2 separate regions of the Homo sapiens genome follow, and region 1 is linked to region 2. A link is a loop called in an ENCODE intact Hi-C map of the cell type or tissue named here. Cell type or tissue: upper lobe of right lung. All regions are shown on one strand. Each heading gives the region's core, and the rest is flanking DNA. Links, peaks and the distances in the headings are about the cores only. Region 1 overlaps SLC3A1 (solute carrier family 3 member 1). Region 2 overlaps ABCG8 (ATP binding cassette subfamily G member 8).

Region 1 (9,369 bases), core at 984-8,983, 410 kb before region 2:
AAAGTGTGAACATTGGTTGGGGCAGAGCACGAATAACTGAAGGCATCCAAGCGGCCTCTGACAAAAATGTGGGAAAACATTAAGCACCATTCTGTGTAAACATCAAGCTTTTGGGCACTGATTTCCTAAAATAAAGCCAGTCCTTTTCTTTACGGAGTCCGGATCTCAGCATTGTGAAATGTTGACCTGACATTAAACATGAGAAACTTGTACCGCACAGAAGGTTTATGGCCCTAGCATAATCAGAAATAATATCATTGTTTAATGAGACAAAACAGTAAAAGCTTGATGGACATTTTCTGAAAGTCATTTTAAATGCTGATAATTCAGATTATCACCAAGATAATCCAAAGTTTGCTCTTGAAAAATATTTGCTTCATGCTATTTATTCTCTCAACCAGGAGGGAAAAGAGAGCTTCAGATTTTAATTGTTAACCCTCTTTACTCCCATGAAGGTCTCTCAGGGTTCCAGATGCAAAAATGGGCACAGAGCCTGGGTCAGCTAGGTCTAGTGACCCATGTAGGTGCCGTGGACTCTGGGAACTGGACTATACACTACGTCCTTGACTCCTGTCTGACTCCCATGACATCACGCACTCCTGGTTTTTCCACTGGGCACCTTTTAACTCCTTTCTCTTTAAATAGCTCGCTGCTCTGAGTGAAAAGAAAGCAAGTCAACATTAAGGAAGCAAGTTAACATATCCAAATACATGGAACCTTGAGCCAAGCCTTTCCTTTTCAGATGGCTGACATTTGGGGGCCCGTTTACCTAAAAACCCATGTTTGGGAAAAGCTCTGTCTACTCTTACATGGGATGATAGAGAAGACATCCTCTTAAGCCAGGTGTGGTGGCTCATGCCTGTAATCCTAGCACTTTCAGAGACCGAGGTGGGAGGATCACTTAAGCTCAGGAGTTCAAGACCAGCCTGGGCAACAAAGTGAGACCCTGTCTCTATTAAGAAAACAAAAACAAACCAAAAAAACAAACAGAAGACATCATCTTGAAAATGTCATAAATCACAGGTTGTCCATCTCAAGAAGGAATGAGAAAGGATGTTTCAGAGTACAGAGGAAACTGGTTCTCTACTTAGAGGCAAGAGAAAGAAAACTGACCCTACTCATGTTCAGAAATCTTGGAAAAATTCTTTGCTAACTCCTCCAGAAGCAGGAAGTAGAGGAAAGATCAAGGACTTCAGAATTTGACCCTCTGGGTACAACCCAGCTCTCTCGCTGTCCAGCTGCATGACATAGGGCATCTGCAAGACCAGCTAAGCCTCAGTGTCTCCATCAATAACATAGTATGGAGGGTTTCTGTATGGAGTAAATAAGGTATTGCTGCCAGAGTCAATTGACTTTTCAATTTTTTTTTTTTTTTTTTGAGATGGAGTCTCACTCTGTCACCCAGGCTGGCGTACAGTGGTGTGATCTCAGCTCTGCAACCTTTGCCTCCCGGGTTCAAGCAATTCTCCTGCCTCAGCCTCCTGAGTAGCTGGGATTACAGGTGCCCGTCACCACATCTGGCTAATTTTTGTATTTTTAGTAGAGATGGAGTTTCACCATGTTGACCAGGCTCATCTCGAACTCCTGACCTCAAGTGATCCACCCACCTCAGCCTCCCAAAGTGCTGAGATTACAGGCATGAGCCACCACGCCCAGACCCCTTTCAGTCTTTATATTACCCAATCTCTCTGCATCATTTGACACTGTTGACCAATCTCGTCTTCTGGAAACACTCAGATACCTTAGCTCCGTTATACCCTGCCCCTTGGTTTGTCTCCCTTCTCTGTCTCTTCTGCAGCTCTTTGATGTCAGTGCTCCTTGGGGCTCCATCTTACACCCTCTCGACATTGCACTTCACAATAGTATTTATTTACTTACCAATTTACTGACTATTTAACAAGTACTGTATACAGTAAAAAAAATAGCATCCTAAGTGCTTTACAAAGGTTAAACCATTTAATCTTCAAGTAACCCCATTAGGTACGTACCATTATTGTTCCCCCTTTACCAGTGAGGAAACTGTGGCTCAGGAAGATGATGTGCCTTTGACAAGGTCATGGTTGGTAAGTGGTGGCAGCAGAATTGCAACTGTACGGCGCCCTGACTTATTTGCTAGCCTGGCTCCCTTGGATTTTTCTTTTAATTGGAAGGTCTACCAACACCAGGCCCTCATTCACATGTGAGCAATTCGCTCCAGCTACGTTGCAGTTGGCCCTCTTGCTCACCTTACCCAGCCTGCTTCTCTCACCAAACACCTGCCTGAGCTCTGTAGACATCAGCCACATCAACAAGTCCCAAAGTTTTATCTCTAGACTAGACTTTTCCCTGAGCTCCGTGTCCTTATATCTTTTTTTTTTCCCCCCTAAAACGGTGTCTTGCTCTGTTGCCCAGGCTGGAGTGCAGTGGCATGATCTCGGCTCACTGCAACCTCTGCCTCATGGGCTCAAGCAATTCTCCTGCCTCAGCGTCCCAAGTAGTTGGGATTACAGGTGCCCACCACCATGCCTGGCTAATTTTTGTATTTTTAGGAGAGATGGGGTTTCACCATGTTGGCCAGGCTGGTCTTGAACTCCTGACCATGTGATCCACCTGCCTCAGCCTCCCAAAGTGCTGGGATTACAGGCATAAGCCACTGTGCCCAGCCCAGTGTCCTTATATCTAACTGTCCACTGAACACTTGGATGTGTCACAGGCAGCTCCAACTCTACATACCTAAGATATTTCCCTCTCTCTTCCTGTGTCTCCCATCTCAGACAATGGTTCTGCCACCCACCCCATATTCAAATCTGAAACCTGGGATTCACAGGGGACTCCTCTCAGAGCCCTGATGATTTCTCTGCACCTCTATGCCTCCATCACTGGCCTAAAGCCACCAGAATTTCTTTCCCGATTACTGCACCATCCTCCTCCCTGGCCCCAAAGCCTCCAAACCTGCCCTACTCAAACCCCTTCTCCAAAACCAGACTGATTTCTCAAATTGAAAAAAAATAAAAATAAAAAATAAATACCTAAGACCTTTTAAGCCCAAATCCTTACCAGGGCCTTCAGTGGTGCTCCTGACCTCACCCCCAGTGACCTCTCTAGTCTCATCGGGTCACTCCCTGCTCTATATATCACATCCCAGTGATACTGGACAACTCCCAGCACCTCTAATGTGTCACGATCCACGCTTTCCTCTGCTGGAAACACTCCCACCCATGCCTCTTCACTTAGCTCATGCCTGTTCCTCAGGTATCTCACCTCCTCTGCAAATGTGTCCAGGTTAGGCGCTTGCCCTGTGTATTCCTACCTCCTACTGTCATGACCGCTTGGCACATTTTATTGTAATCGCCTGTTTAATTGTCCACCTCCCACCCCAGAATATAAGCCCCAGGATGGCCACAAGAGGTATCTATCTTACCAGCCCCCACACCCTTAGCACATGGTCAAGACACACAATACCTATCATTAAATGAGTGAATGATTATAATAAAGTGCCTGGCATAGAGGAGGTGCAATAAATGGCACAATTATTATTATCAAGCATAGAGATGGCTAATCAAGCAGGTAGTGAGCGAATTGTGTTTTGAATTGAGCTGCTGCCTCCAGCAGTATCATGCTTAGTAGGGACAGAACGGAGCCTACGCCTGTGCTCTGGGTTCCCTCTCAGCTGGGTCTCCCCAGCAGTCCCTACCCTGGGGCTCAGCATTCCCATATGGCAGGTGTAGGATCACTCCAAACCCCAGATACGAGGCCAGGCCATCTGGAGTCTCTTCCTTGCCATGCTGCTAACCCGCTGGGTTACTTCACCTCTCTGTGTCTCAGTTTCCTCATTTGTCAAATAAGAAATGTGGAGGACCAGTAAAAACCAAAGTGATTGGGAAAGTATAAAGTATTATACAAATATATACCCCTGATACCTCAGAGAAGGTTTTCTGACTTCTTCAGCTGAAAGCACTCAAGCCCCAAGAGGTTCAGAGCAGAGCCAAGTCCCCTGATGGCCAGTACAAAGAGGAGGAGAAAGAGAAGGACAGCAGAGGGTGCTCTCTGCTGGATTTCCCCAGCATGCCAGCTTCCCACTGTGCAGATAAAGCAAAATCTGATAGGAGCGGGGAGGAAGTGGGCTCAGGCTCCAGGAGTACAAGTTGGTATGCAAGCAAGTCATTCCAAACGCCGCCTCCACACAAACCCTCTGAGCTGCAAATTATTAACCTGCTTAACTCTATTGCAGAAACAAGCGCTGCTGGGGGTAAGGTGGGGAGGAGGGTGACAGAAGTCTCCTTCATGCCAAAGGTCCCTTTCCAGGAGCAAAGAGGCTTTCCTCTCAGCTTCTCAGCATTTCTTATTTACTTCTAATAGTAAATCTTCTAAACCAGTCTTGCAAATAAAGTCTAATCTCTCAACCGGAGGCATTAATGATTCATCACATGAGGGATTTCAGCCAGAAGACCAGTAAATAAGGATCCTGTCCACACACTCCACGGCTTGGGTATCTGGAAGAGCACAGCTGGGTTAGTCAAAAAAATAATTAATGTATTGGCTGGCACATTTTTGCAGAATTTATCACACTTGTCTAAACATCCCCAGACAATTCATCACTATTGCCACAAGGAGCCTGGAAAAATCTACTGCCTGATAAACCAACTGTAAACCAGCTGGTTTATACTCACATTTATCAATTTATAACTGAAAACCTCCTTGACAAATCTGTGCAGAAAAAGTGAAGCATGGAGAGGGAAACACATACATTGCCTCAAAGCAGGTGTAGGATTGTGGTTAAGAGCATGAACTCAAGTCCGAGTGTCTGGATTTCAGTCCTGCTCCATGACTCCCAAGGATGGTGACTTTACCTATCTAAGCCTCAATTTCCTTCTCTGTAAAATGATCACAAAACCTCGTAAATTAGGCTTATTCTGAGCATTAAATTATCCAGGAACAGCACTTAGCACATAGAATGTGTGGGGAGAGCATGAGGCGTGGGTGATAAGGAGTTTTGGTGATGAAGAAGAGGAGAGTCCACAGGCTACCAGAGAAGTTTAAAACTAACCCCTAGTTAGTCTGCTGACCATGTCTACAACTACCCACCCCACAACCCCACAACCCCACAACCCCATGGAGGCAAGGTGCCCTCACTCATGGTGCTTACTTCCAGAACCAATTCCAAAACAATTCATACAAATTCTGGAAACACCAAACATATACAGTAAAAAAAAAAAAAGTCTTAAAAATAAGTAGTCTATAGGAATACATTTAACGAAAGAAGTACAAGACATGTACTCTGAGAACTGCAAAACATTGTTGAAAGAAATGAAAGAACACGTAAATAAATGGAAAGACATCTCATGTTCATGAATTGGAAGACTTAACATAAGATGGCTATGTTCCCCAGAGTGAACCACAGATTCAATGCAATCCCTATCAAAACCACAGCAGGCTTCTTTGCAAACATTGTCAAGCTGACTCAGAAATTCACATGGAAATCCAAAGGACTTGGAATAGTGAAACAATACTGAAAAAGAACAAAGTTGTAGGATTCTCACTTCCCGATTTCAAAACTTACTACAAAGCGCTAGTAATTCAGACAGTGTGTGGTACTGACATAAGGACAGACATATAGATGAATGGAACAGAACTGAGAGTCCAGAAATAAACCCATGCATTTATGGTCAATTGATTTTCAACAAAAGTTGCCAGACAATTCAGTAGGGAAAGAATAGTATTTTTAAACATACGTGATTGGAATAACTGAATAGCCACATGCAAAAAAAAAAAAAAAAAGTCGGACAGCTTACCTTCACACCCTATATAAAAATTAACAAAAAATGGATCACAGACAATCTAAAATGTAAGACTAAAACTGTGAAACTGAGAAGAAAACATAGGAGTAAATCTTCATGACCTTGGATTAAGCAATGGTTCTTAGATACGACACTAAAGGCACAAGCAACAAAAGAAAAAAATAAATAAATTGGGCCAGGCGCAGTGGCTCATGCCTGTAATCCCTGCACTTTGGGAGGCCGAGGCGGGTGGATCACCTGAGGTCAGGAGTTCGAGACCAGCCTAGCCAACATGATAAAACGCGTCTCTACTAAAAATACAAAAAATTAGCTGGGCATGGTGGTGCGCACCTATAATCCCAGCTACTCAGGAGGCTGCAGCAGGAAAATCACTTGAACCCAGGAGGCGGAGGTTGCAGTGAGCTGAGATTGCGCCACTGCACCCCAGCCTGGGTAACAAGAGCATAACTCTGTCTCAAAAAACAAATAAATAAATAGGACATCATCAAAATTAAAAACGCTTGTGCTTCAAAAGGCACCATCAAGAAAGTAAAAAGACAACCAACAGAATAGGAAAAATTATTTGTAAATCATGTATCAAGAATATGAAAAGAGGCCAGGTGTGGTGGCTCATGCCTATAATCCCAGCACTTTGGGAGGCTGAGGCAGGAGGATTGCTTGAGACCACGAGTTCGAGACCAGCCTGGCCAACATGGTGAAACCCCGTCTCTACTAAAAATACAAAAATTTGCCAGGTATGGTGATGCGCACCTGTAATCTCAGCTACTTGGGTGGCTGAGGTAGGAGAGTCACTTGAACCCAGGAGGTGGAGGTTGCAGTGAGCCGAGATCACGCCACTGCACTCCAGCCTGGGTAACAGAGTGAGACCCTGTCTCAAAAAAAAAAAGAAAAAAAGAAAAAGAAAAAGAATATGTAAGAACTTTTACAACCCAATAATAAAAAGACAACCCTGTTTAACAATGGGCAAAGGGCCAGGTGCGGTGGCTCACACCTGTAATCCCAGCACTGTGGGAGGCCAAGGAGGGAGGATTGCTTGAGACCAGGAGCTCGAGACCAGCCTGGCCAACATGGAGAAACCCCATCTCTACAAAAAATACAAAAATTAGTTGGGCATGGTGGCACGTGCCTATAGTCCCAGGTACTCAGGAAGCTGAGGCGCAAGAATCACTTGAGCCTGGGAGACTGGGGTTGCAGTGAGCCGAGACTGCACCACTGCACTCCAGCCTGGGTGACAGAGTGAAACTCTATCTCAAAAAAAATAAATAAATAAAAATGAAATAAAAATGGGCAAAGGATTTAAATAGACATTTCTACAATGCAGATATACAAATGAACTATAAGCACATAAAAAGATGTTCAACGTCTTTAGCCATTTGGCAAATACAACCAGTGAGATGCCACTTCATACCCACTAGGGTGACTGTAATAAAAAATATATGCAATAACAAGTGTTGGTGAGAATGTGGAGAAATTAGAACGCTTACCCATTGTTAATGGAAATGTAAAATTATGCAGCTGCTTTGAAAAACAACTTGGCAGTTTCTCAAATAAACACAGATACAGACACCTACCAGGGATATACAGATACAGCATGATTCTGTTGTACAAAGTGTCCAGAATAGGCAAAACCTATCTAACTGAGGCTTAGGTGGGTAAAAAGATAGAAAGTAGATTTGTGGTTTCCCAGGGGGTGGGGGAAGAAAGGGAGGGGGCCATAAGGAGTGACTGTTGATGGATATGGGGTTTCTTTTTGAGAAGATAAAAGTGTTCTGAAATTAGGCCAGGTGCAGTGGCTCATACCTGTAATCCCAGCATTTTGGGAAGCTGAGACGGGTGGATCATTTGAGGCCAGGAGTTTGAGACCAGCCTGGCCAACATGGCAAAACCCTGTCTCTACAAAAATACAAAAATTAGCCGGGCATGGTGGTACATGCCTGTAGTCCCAGCTACTCGGAGGCTGAGGCAGGAGAATCGCTTGAACCTGGGAGGCACAAGTTGCAGTGAGCCAAGATCATGCCACTACACTCCAGCCTGGGCGACAGAGCAAGACTGTCTCAAAAAAAAAAAAAAAGTTCAGAAATTAGTAGTGATTGTGAAACTCTGTGAAGATACTAAAACCACTGAATTACACACTCAAAAGGGGTGAATTTTATGGTATGTGAATTATATGTCAATTAAACTGTTATTTCAAAATTAAACTAAACCAAGGGTTCTAGGTGCCCCTAGTGACTCCAGCATGACAGCTTGCATCCACTCTATCTGGCTGACGTGGTGAGCTGTGGAAAGGCACCCAATGCTCCCCGTTCTGTTAGGGTCTCCTTCCCACCTACTTGGCTCAGAGGACTCCCCTACTCCCCTAAGTTTCTGCCCACTGTAGCCATAGGAGCAGCAAGAACAAGAACAAGAACATAGCTGATATGTTTTGTGAATTGTATTGTGAGAAATGATCAGCCCCCACCTCTTACTTCAGCGCCCTAACCCATTTCACTCCAGCATACTGGTAGGGTTGCCAGATAAAATACAAGACACTCAATTACATTTCAATTTCAGGTAATCAATGAACAATTTTTTGGTAGCAGTATGTCTCAAATGTTGCATCATTCATTTAAAATTTAACTGGACATCCTGTATTTTTCTTTGCTAAGTTTGGCAACCCTACACTCTGGCCTCCATGCCATCCCTGAAACACATGAACCACACTCTCACCTCGGGACCTTTCCATTTGTTCTTCTTTCTGCCCGAAATTCTCTTCCCCCAGATAGTCACATGGTTCCTTTCTCACTTCAGGTTTTTGTCCAAACAGCATCTCATCATAAGAAGGTGTCTCCTACACACTTTATATAGAAGAGCCACTTCTACCTGACACTCCGATGCCCCTTCCCCTTGGCATTCACCACCACCTAACATATATATATTTAGTGGCTAATTGCCTGCTTTCCCCTCAGTATATTGGAGACTCCTTGAGGGTAAGGCTTCTTTTATTCACTGCTGCATTCCCAGTGCTTAGAACAGGGCCTGGCACGGAGTAGGCAATATGTTAATATTTACTCAATGAGTACAGAAGTGTCGTGCATGTGTTATCTCATCTAATCTTCCAAACAGCCCTATGAGACAAATATTGCCACCAACTGTGTTTCATAGATGAGACAGCTAAGACATGAAAGCCAAATAACCATCAAGAAGCCCATTTTAGATGCAGGAGCCAGACCCCAAATGACCCACCTCCCTGCAGCAGCTCACTGTCACAGACACCGCACAGCTCACCATCACAGGCACCGCACAGCTCACCGTCACAGGCACCGCACAGCTCACCGTCACAGGCACCGCACAGCTCACCGTCACAGACACCGCACAGCTCAGTCACAGGCACTGCACAGCTCAGTCACAGACACCGCACAGCTCAGTCACAGGCACCGCACAGCTCACCGTCACAGACACCGCACAGCTCACCGTCACAGACAGTGCACAGCTCAGTCACAGACACCGCACAGCTCACCGTCACAGACACCGCACAGCTCACCGTCACAGGCACCGCACAGCTCACCGTCACAGGCACCGCACAGCTCACCGTCACAGGCACCGCACAGCTCAC
Region 2 (9,369 bases), core at 1,338-9,337:
GTCTTCAACCCAGGCCTGGATGTGCCCTTGCTGTGACATTCCCATTATTTACTTGTTTTTGTCTGTTTTCTCCCTGAGGAGGTGAGTTCTTCCAGCACTCTGCAGACCTGCCAATTAGCAGAGCTTGGCATGATAGGCACCCGGTAGGCATCACTGAATGAGTCAATCAATGGGCACACCACCATGTCCTTCCCCTTTCCAAGTCGTGTTCCTTCTGAGATGGATGATTTGTGTGCTTTGGAGGGTTTCCTCCACATGGTGGTCTTCTTACAGGATTTCTAGTCAGCTCTGTAGCTCAGAGTTAGGACACCGGGGATTGAGGCCCAAGGAGTCCTTCAAAACCCAAGTGCCCACATAAAAATATTTTCAAGTTTACTGTCAGGAAGAGGAGGCCTGTGAAAACCAGACAAACTCAAGATCAAGCTGATTCCAAGCACAGTGCAGGGCTTCTGTGCAATAGTGGAATAATGGAATCAACACAAATAAAGCTTTTCTTTTCTCTCTTTTTTTTGAGATGGAGTTTCGCTCTTGTTGCCCAGCCTGGAGTGCAGCGGTGTGATCTTGGCTCACTGCAACCTCCATCTCCTGGGTTCAAGTGATTCTCCTGCCTCAGCCTCCCAAGTAGCTGGGATTATAGACATGTGCCACCACACTCGGCTAATTTTGTTATTTTTAGTAGATATGGGGGTTCCACCATGTTGGCCAGGCTGGTCTTGAACTCCTGACCTAAGGTGATTCACCCACCTTGGCCTCCCAAAGTGCTGGGATTACAGGCATGAGCCACCACGTTCTGTTTTTCTTGTTGTTTTGTTTTGTTTTGTTTGTTTGTTTGGAGATCGAGTCTTGCTCTGTTGCCCAGGCTGGAGTGCAGTAGCGCGATTTTGGCTCACTGCAACTTCCGCCTCCCAGGTTCCAGTGATTCTGCTGCCTCAGCCTCCTGAGTAGCTGGGACTACAGGCACTTGCCACTGTGCCTGGCTAATTTGGTATTTGGGATAGAGATGGTGTTTCACTATGTTGCCCAGGCTGATGTTGAACTCCTAACCTCAAGTGATCCACCCACCTCAGCCTTCCAAAGTGCTGAGATTACAGTCATGAGCCACTGCGCCCAGCCGAAAGAGCTTTATTTTTAGCATGGGTCAGTAGAGCTTATTAGCAGTTTGGGGAAACAAGAATATTTCCAATTTTAAAGAGACGAGACAATCATACAAATGATGTGAGCACTATTACATAGAAAGCAGAGAAGTGTTTTTGAGTTGGTTTGTGTTTAAAAATCTCAACCCACTGCTTAAACGTTGTTTTAATTATTAGCTGCTAACACCACACGTGCTGCTGTTCCTAGTGCACCAGCAGAGAATGGGCTGTGCTCCATCTGCCTGCCTGCCTACCTGCTGAAGCTGCCTCAGGCAGAGCTCATGTGATAAAGACAGGGGATGTTGCTCTGTACCCAGGCCACTTTAAATGAAGAACAAATCATTATCAAGTACGAATGACAGATGACTTGAAATCTGAATTATCTAGTGCAGACTATTCACAAATAAGGATGTCTGTTGTCTCTCAGGTGTGAGCATTGGATATATTTTGCAAACAAGCAAAGGCCAACCAACAAAATATTTCATCACTTTCCCCGCATTCCAGTTCCTTGCACGCTTCCTCAGGGCCTGTTTGGTGCTCCAGACCCCAAGGCCGGTTGGGCCAAAGGAAAGTGGTCTGTATGCTGTGCTAAGCCACTATGAGGAACCCCTGGTCCCAGGTCTGTTAACACTTGGATTTGACAGATTTGAACATTTCTGTTGCTAGTTGTTTAATTTGGGATCATGACAAGAGTTGAAGTAGAAGAAAACAAAAGCAAATGCGAGATCTACCTCTGTAGACTGGTTTAACCCAGGGCAAGATTACATCTTATATACTATTTATAGGAACAAGAGCAGATTTTTTTTTAAATCAGGAAATATTTGAGCCAATATTGGTGATTATTTTCTGTTTAATTAAAATTCCCCACCAATAGCATAACTTGAAATTGGAGGGCTTAAAATGCAAATTTGAAAACCTTTACCAAGGCTCTGCAAACTACACCCTCAGGTCAAATCTAGCAACCTGCCTGTTTTTGTAAATAATACTTTCTTAGAAGACAGCCACACCGGCTGTACGTTACTATAGTCTACAGCTGCTCTCACACTGTAACAGCAGAGTTAAGTAATTGCAGCAGAGCCTATAAGGCCCACGAAGTCCCAAATATTTACTATCTGACTCTTAACAGGAAAACTTTGCAAGCCATGCTTTCAATACTGACAAATAAACAAATCTCTACCCTTTCGCAATGCAGGGCAGGGCTCGCTGAACAGCATGCATGCCTCGAGAGCCTTGGGTTTTTTTTTTTTTTTTTTGAGACAGAGTATCGCTCTGTCACCAGGCTGGAGTGCGGTGGCTCAATCTCGGCTCACTGCAACCTCTGCCTCCCGGATTCAAGCGATTCTCCTGCCTCAACCTCCCAAGTAGCTGGAACTACAGGCACGCACTACCATGCCCAGCTAATTTTTGTATTTTTAGTAGAGGCAGGGTTTTGCCATGTTGGCCAGAATGGTCTCGATCTCCTGACCTCGTGATCTGCCCTCCGCGGCCTCCCAAAGTGCTGGGATTACAGGCGTGAGCCACCGCACCCGGGAGAGCCTTGGTTCTTTGTTTTCCTGGCCTCACAATGCCTTGAAGAGCATTTTAAACAAAACAGACCCATGGGATCAGAGTCTCTGGGCAATGGGTCCACATTGGCTTTTGTTAAAGCTCCAGCATGGGCAACCAGGGTGGAGAACCACCGCTGTAGGAAAAACACAAATAAATGGCAGCTGCTATATTTTCTCCATCCCTCCTGCCTTTGCACTTTGCCCTTTTCCCCTTCAGCACGGCATACAGAGCCACTGAGTTACCAAAACCCATTGCAGACCGAATGGTGAACTCACAAAGTCAGGTGATGTATCTTAGTGGCTGTCAATCACTGCACATTAGAATTACCTGGGGAGTTAAGGCAAGCTACCAATGTCCTCTTCATCCTTCCCCCTTCTTCATTCAGGCCTAACGCCATTAGGGGACCACAGTGACAAGGAGGTGGGGGGAAGTTGTGGTGGGCCACGGGAGTGTGAGGAAGACAGCTGCAGACTCAGGGAAAGCTGGACTTGGGAGTTAGAGCCTGAGCAGGGTAGGCAGGACGTCCATACAGGAGAAGGCGTGGCAGTGTAGATGGGAGATTACTTACCTGCAGGCGGTTAATCAAATGAGTAAATAACCTAAGGGTAATGGAAGCCAGGTTTCTCACAATTAGAGAAGAGGGAAGAACCTAGGATCAACTCTGTGATGCTGGATTGGAAATGGATGTTATCAGAGTAAACTCATGTGTACTTAGGTGTATATGTATGCACATGCGCGCGCGCGCGCGCACACACACACACACTCCCTAACTCTGTTCACTGAGAGAGCCTGGGAGCAGAGATGTTCCACAAGCAAAGAGCATACTTATCACCAAAACCTTGGCTTCTAAATACCATTTTCCACTAAGAGGAACCCAGATTCTCTGGAGAAACATCGGATTCCAGGGCTGAGATGGGAAAATACAAGATGAACCTGTGACACCAGGTGCGGTGGGTCACACCTGTAATCCCAACACTTTGGGAGGCCGAAGCAGGCAGATCACTTGAGGCCTAGAGTTCACAACCAGTCTGGCCAATATGGTGAAACACTGTCTTTACTAAAAATACAAAAATTAGCCAGGTGTGGTGGTGGGCACTGTTAATCCCAACTACTTGGGAGGCTGAGGCAAGGCAATCGCTTGAACCTGGGAGGCAGAGGTTGCAGTGAGCCGAGATCGCGCCATTGCACTCCAGCCTGGGCCACAGAATGAGATTCTGTCTCAAAAAAAAAAAAACAAAACAAAAAATGAGCCTGAAACTCTTGGTTGTTTCAGCCCTCAAAGGATGATGAGGACATATCAAAAGGATGCAGAAGCCAGCTCGACGGGGTTCCCACTGGCCAAATCAGGGACAAGCTGAGCATCAGAATTAATCACAATAATAAAGGGTTGTAAGGATACAATGGGAATTCACAAGTTTACATCAATCAAAATTTTAAAATGCATAAATGGAAAGTTTACAATTTACATAGTTTCAAAGTACCCACTTACAAAATGCTTATTAATTATAAAGGGAGGGAAAATAGTAACTTGGCTGTGGAGAAGCCTAGCAGACACCCCTTTAATCAAGTGATCAAAGTGAACGTTGTTGGTATGGGAGAAGTTGAAATCACATGCCTTCTGATAGGATGCACTGGGCAGAACACAAATTGAGAGACAGCCTTCAAACTCAAGTATCAAGGTCACAAAAGTGAAGGAAAGTTGACAAACTGTTCCTAAACTGAAAGAGACAAAAGAGACTTGAGAACTAGATCCAAGGCTTGATTCTGGTCTAGATCCCCTTGCTATGGAGGACATGATAGGAACTCCCAGTCAATCTCAAGAATGGGGTCTGCAGGTTGGATGGTGGCAACATGACCGTGCAAGCATCCTGAGTGTTGCAAGTGCTTTGGAAAACGGCAGCATGCTTGAATGTGCACAGATCACCAGGGGGTCTTCTTAAGACGCAGACTCTGACTCATTGAGCCTGGGTGGGGCCTGAGGCTCATGGGACCTATCCAATCAGCTCCAGCTGTGCCCATTCTGCTGGCCCAGGGATCGTACTTGGAGTAGCAAGACTCTAGTGAACCTATGAAGAGTATTTGCTATTTACCTCCCAAACACGCACCTTCCCCTTCTTTTGATTCTAAACTCTAATTTTCCTTTGGGAACATCCTCTCCTGCCCTCTGTGCACCTGTTTTGGGTCAGATAGTCCCCAACACTCAGGCAAGAAGTGTGCAACCTGGGCCTCTGCCTCCCCATCCTCTGGCCACTGTGAAAGGTTCAAGGCTGGTTCTGAAACCCAGGCAGGGCCAGTGTATTCATCTGCTCTCACACTGCTATGAAGAAATACCCAAGACTGGGTAATTTATAAAGAAAAGAGGTTTAACTGACTCACAGTTCAGCACGGCTGGGGCAGCCTCAGGAAACTTGCAGTCGTGGTGGAAGGCTCCTCTTCACAGGGTAGCGGGAGAGAGAATGAGAGCCGAGCGAAGAGGGAAGCCCCTTATAAAACCGTCGGATCTCATCAGAACTCACTCACTCTCAGGAGAACAGCATCAGAGAAACCACCCCTATGATTCAATTATCTCCATCTGGTCCCGCCCTTGACACTTGGGGATTATTACAATTCAAGGTGAGATTTGGGTGAGGACGCAGAGCCAAACCATATCAGTTAGTGAAATGCAACTCTAAGAAGCCTGGCTGAGTTAACAGCCTCTACAGACCCCATTTGTCTTCTGGAGCCTTCCTAAACTCCTAAGGCTTACAGCGGCTCAGGCCTTGCCTTCTGCCCTCTAACTCCAAAGGCCTCAAAGGCTTTTCTGATCCCCATATGACTCCACCACAAAGTATCCATGTGCCCTTAGGAAAATGAATTTTTGCTTCAGTTTTCACACCTATAAAATGGGATACCACTTACCTCAAGGGATTGTCCACCTAAAGTGTTTTCACAGGACCTGCTACAGAGTAGATGCTCAATACATTTTTAATTGTTCACGTTGGCTTTTGGAGCCCATGACCCCACACAAAAAGAAGGGATGGCATCTTGCTGGTACATCTTAGGTCACTTTCTGTATTGATGGTGGCTCACCACGGAGTGTGGGGCCCCTGGAAGATGAAGCCAAATCTGCTAGCTACTGTTATTGTTCCCTCCAGGTTCCAACAATTCCTGCACAGTCTAGCTACCCAATTCATTCCTAGTTTGCTCCCATCCTATATCGAGTTGCCTATATAAATGCATATCAAAAGGAAATAAATTAGCAACGTTGTAGGTGCCACCGAGTGCAGGTTTTCTCCCAGTCATCGCAGTCTCCTGCCAGTGAGCAGAAATCCCTTTCGACTGTCTTTATTCTACTGCCATCCTGTGGCTGGTCTGTGCCACTGCAGCACCCTGGGCCGGATGTAGCTGAGCATCTGTAGGGTCATTGTCCTCACTGTCCCCAGGAAGGGGCTCCTGAGGAGGGAGTGCAGTTGAAGGGTCTGCTCAGGTCCCCCACCAGCGGGCAGACGTCTGGCGTGAATCACCAGTCTTGACTTGGTTTCTGTTTGATGAACCTTAAGGACACGTAGTACAGGACCATGAAGCCACCGCTGAGGCCAATGACGATGAGGTAGATGGCGTAGAGAGGGTACGAGTCCAGCTCCATGACACTGAGGATCTGGAGACACAGACATGCAGTGGGCTCATGAGGAGGATGGAAAGCCGGACGTCCAATAATTTAGAACCCGAGGCCTTCCCCGCTTACTTTATCTCCTGAGACCGCGATGGTGAGGTTCCCGAGAGGCATTTTATAAGTTCTTCTGCTGAACTGAATCTTCATCAGCCCTTCAAAACACCACCGCAGGAAGGACACTTTGGAAATCCACGCGGGCACTGGAGACAGACAGCCGCGTTACTCACAGGTGTCCCTCATATTCTCATGGTTTCCCCATATTCGCATGGTCTCCCCCATATTCACAGAGTCTCCCCATATTCCCATGGTCTGCCCATATTTGCATGATCTCCCCATATTCCCACAGTCTCCCATATATTCAGTCTCCCCATATTCCCATGGGCTCCCCATATTCGCACGATCTCCCCATATTCCCACGATCTCCTTTATATTGATGTGGTCTCCCCCATATTCACACAGTCTGCTCATATTCCCACAGTCTCCCCATATTCCCACGGTCTCCTTTATATTGACACGGCCTCCCCCATATCCAGTTTCCTCATATTCCCATGGTCTCCCCATATTCCCATGGTCTTCTTTATATTGACATGGTCTTCCCCATATTCACACAGTCTCCTCATATTCCCACGGTCTCCCCATATTCCCACAGTCTCCCCCATATTCACAGTTTCCTCATATTCCCAGTCTCCCCATATTACTAGAGTCTCCCCATACTCCCAGTCTCCCCCATATTCACACAGTTTCTTCATATTCCCATGGTCTCCCTATATTCTCATGGTCTCCCCATATCCCCACTGTCTCCTTTATATTGACACGGTCTCCTGCATATTCACATGATCTCCCCATATTCCCACAGTCTCCCCATATTCCCATGGTCTCCCCATATTCGCACAATCTCCCCATATTCCGACGATCTCCTTTATATTGACATGGTCTCCCCCATATTCACACAGTCTCTTCATATTCCCACGGTCTCCCCCTATTCCCACAGTCTCCTTTATATTGACACTCTCTCTCCCATATTCCCACAGTCTCCCCATATTCCCACGGCTCCTTTATATTGACATGGTCTCCCCCATATTCACACTTTCCTCATATTCCCACAGTCTCCCCATATTCTCACGGTCTCCCCATATTCTCACAGTCTCCTGCATATTCATGTGATCTCCCCATATTCCCATAGTCTCCCCATATTCCCATGGTCTCCCTATATTCTTGCAGTCTTCCCATATTCTCACCGTCTCCCCATATTCCCACGGTCTCCTCCTATTCTCATGGTCTCCCCGTATTCCCATGATCTCCTTTATATCGACACAGTCTCCCCCGTATTCAGTCTCCCCATATTCCCATGGTCTCCCCACAGTCACACAGTCTCTCTTACCTGCACAAGGGCACATCCCACTCTCTGAGACAGGGCCATGGTGGCTCTGGCCCAAGTTCTCTGATGAGCAAGGAGGGGAGAGAGACCAGAGACCAAGAGGCAAAAGGGCAGAGGGGTTGCTGGGGACATGGACTGGGGCCGAGGGAGCTGAGAGGCCACGGGGTCACCCACACATTTGATCCATAGCAATTCTCGAGAGGGATGTGATGAGGCATCCCTGCACGTGCTCAGCTTCATGGACTGTGTGGGCTGAGGAGACTCAGCGGCCCCACACCAGAGACAATGGAGCCTGTGCCCTGATCCTATGGAGGTGGCATGGTATGGGGAGGGGAAGGAGGCAATGAGCCCTGCCTGGGTGCATCAGGAAAGCCCTGGCAGAAGAGATGCCCCATGGAAGGCGGGCATGACATTCCCAGAGACAATAGCTGGGCAGGCTCAGAGGTGAGAGGGTGGGGTGTGCTGGGGGCTTCAGAAAGCTGGGGAGGCCGCAGGGATTGAGCAACCCTGGGAAGATTTGAACAAAGGGGGGCATGGGTTTGCACCTTGGAAAGCTCACTCTGCGTGGCTGAGTCGAGAGGGATGTGGAGGGGCCCAGGTTACAGAGACCAGGCTATGGCAGTGGCCCAGGCTCAAACAATGGTGGCCAGGGATGGAGACACAGCCAAGCAGACATTTCAGAGAAACAGGAGGCAGAATCGACCTGGCTCACAGGTGGATGTGGAGAGGGAGGGAGACAGTCAAGGGCGACTTCTGGATATCAGCTGTGGGATAGGAGGAGGTGCATCTGGAATCTCTAATGGAATCATTCCTTTGGCCTCCAGGGCAGTGGGCAAAGGCCTCTGCTTCCAGAAGGGCCAGCCTCGAGTTGGATCTAAGTGATAAGTGTCCATCTCCAGATGAAAGCAGGCTTCATCCAGTCACATGAGTCCTAACAAAGCTGGCCCAGGCCCCGGGGGCAGGCCTTACCTGTCCACAGGCTGCTCAAGTTTATCATGAAGCCCCCGGCGAGGTAGAAGGAGTTGTAGAGGGCATTGCTGAAGAAGGAGGCCATGTGGAAGGTGGGGAGCAGGGCCGCGGCGGCCAGGGCCATAATCCTGCAACAGAAGACCACCAGCCACACCAGCAGGAAGTGCAGCAGGAAGGGCTGGAGGCCTGGCCTCAGGTTGGCCAGCCAGTAGGTGGGCATCCCGTAGATGATGATGTAGGCACAGTGCTCCGGAAGCTCCCCGAGGATCTGCAAAGAACAGCCCTTGCAAGGATATGAAGCCAGCACCTTCACTGCCATTATTATAAACGTTTAAAAGTAGCAGTGCCCCCAGATAGCAACCTTCCCTCCTGGTGATGATGAGGCTGTGGCAGGAGGGTGTGCTGGGACCCAGGAGCATGAGCTCAGTGCTGGCCTCCCCCTTGCAGATACCAAATGCTCCCTCTAGGGCAGTTCAGCCTGTTTCCCCCAGGGCAGCAATGGGCACCTGCTGTCCTAAGACCTGGTTTCAAGTCCCTACTCCCCCTGACCAGATCAAGTAGCTGTGTGGCCTTGGAGAGCCACGTAGCCTCTCTGAACCTCTGCTTCCTGGAAACACCTGCCTGGCCTGCTGGGGGGCCACAGTGAGGCTCTGAAAAGGTAAAATACAATGAGGACTTCTTTTTTTTAG

The links. Peaks named below come from ENCODE experiments on the same cell type or tissue, not always from the same donor. Only the 100,000 strongest peaks of a DNase experiment are listed, where the experiment ranks them.
Region 1: it touches region 2 in a loop (10-fold over the local background); 2 of 110 quality-filtered maps call a loop at or near these places.

Annotation. Positions count from the first base shown.
Region 1 is chr2:44,286,512-44,295,880 of GRCh38, reverse strand. The region is part of intron 4 of SLC3A1 (solute carrier family 3 member 1); the gene reads right to left. Among named protein-coding and RNA genes, the nearest start is that of SLC3A1, 16 kb to the right of the region's middle. RefSeq lists an enhancer at 8,642-9,197. In upper lobe of right lung, for the core only: a CTCF peak has its summit at 4,027 (motif pointing right); a DNase peak (open chromatin) is centred at 4,060.
Region 2 is chr2:43,874,725-43,884,093 of GRCh38, reverse strand. It overlaps ABCG8 (ATP binding cassette subfamily G member 8), which reads right to left. Exons shown (of 13, transcript NM_022437.3): 11 at 8,681-8,948; 12 at 6,406-6,533; 13 at 1,106-6,318. The coding sequence ends at 6,181. Among named protein-coding and RNA genes, the nearest start is that of ABCG8, 40 kb to the right of the region's middle. In upper lobe of right lung, for the core only: a CTCF peak has its summit at 6,034 (motif pointing left); DNase peaks (open chromatin) are centred at 2,363 and 6,048.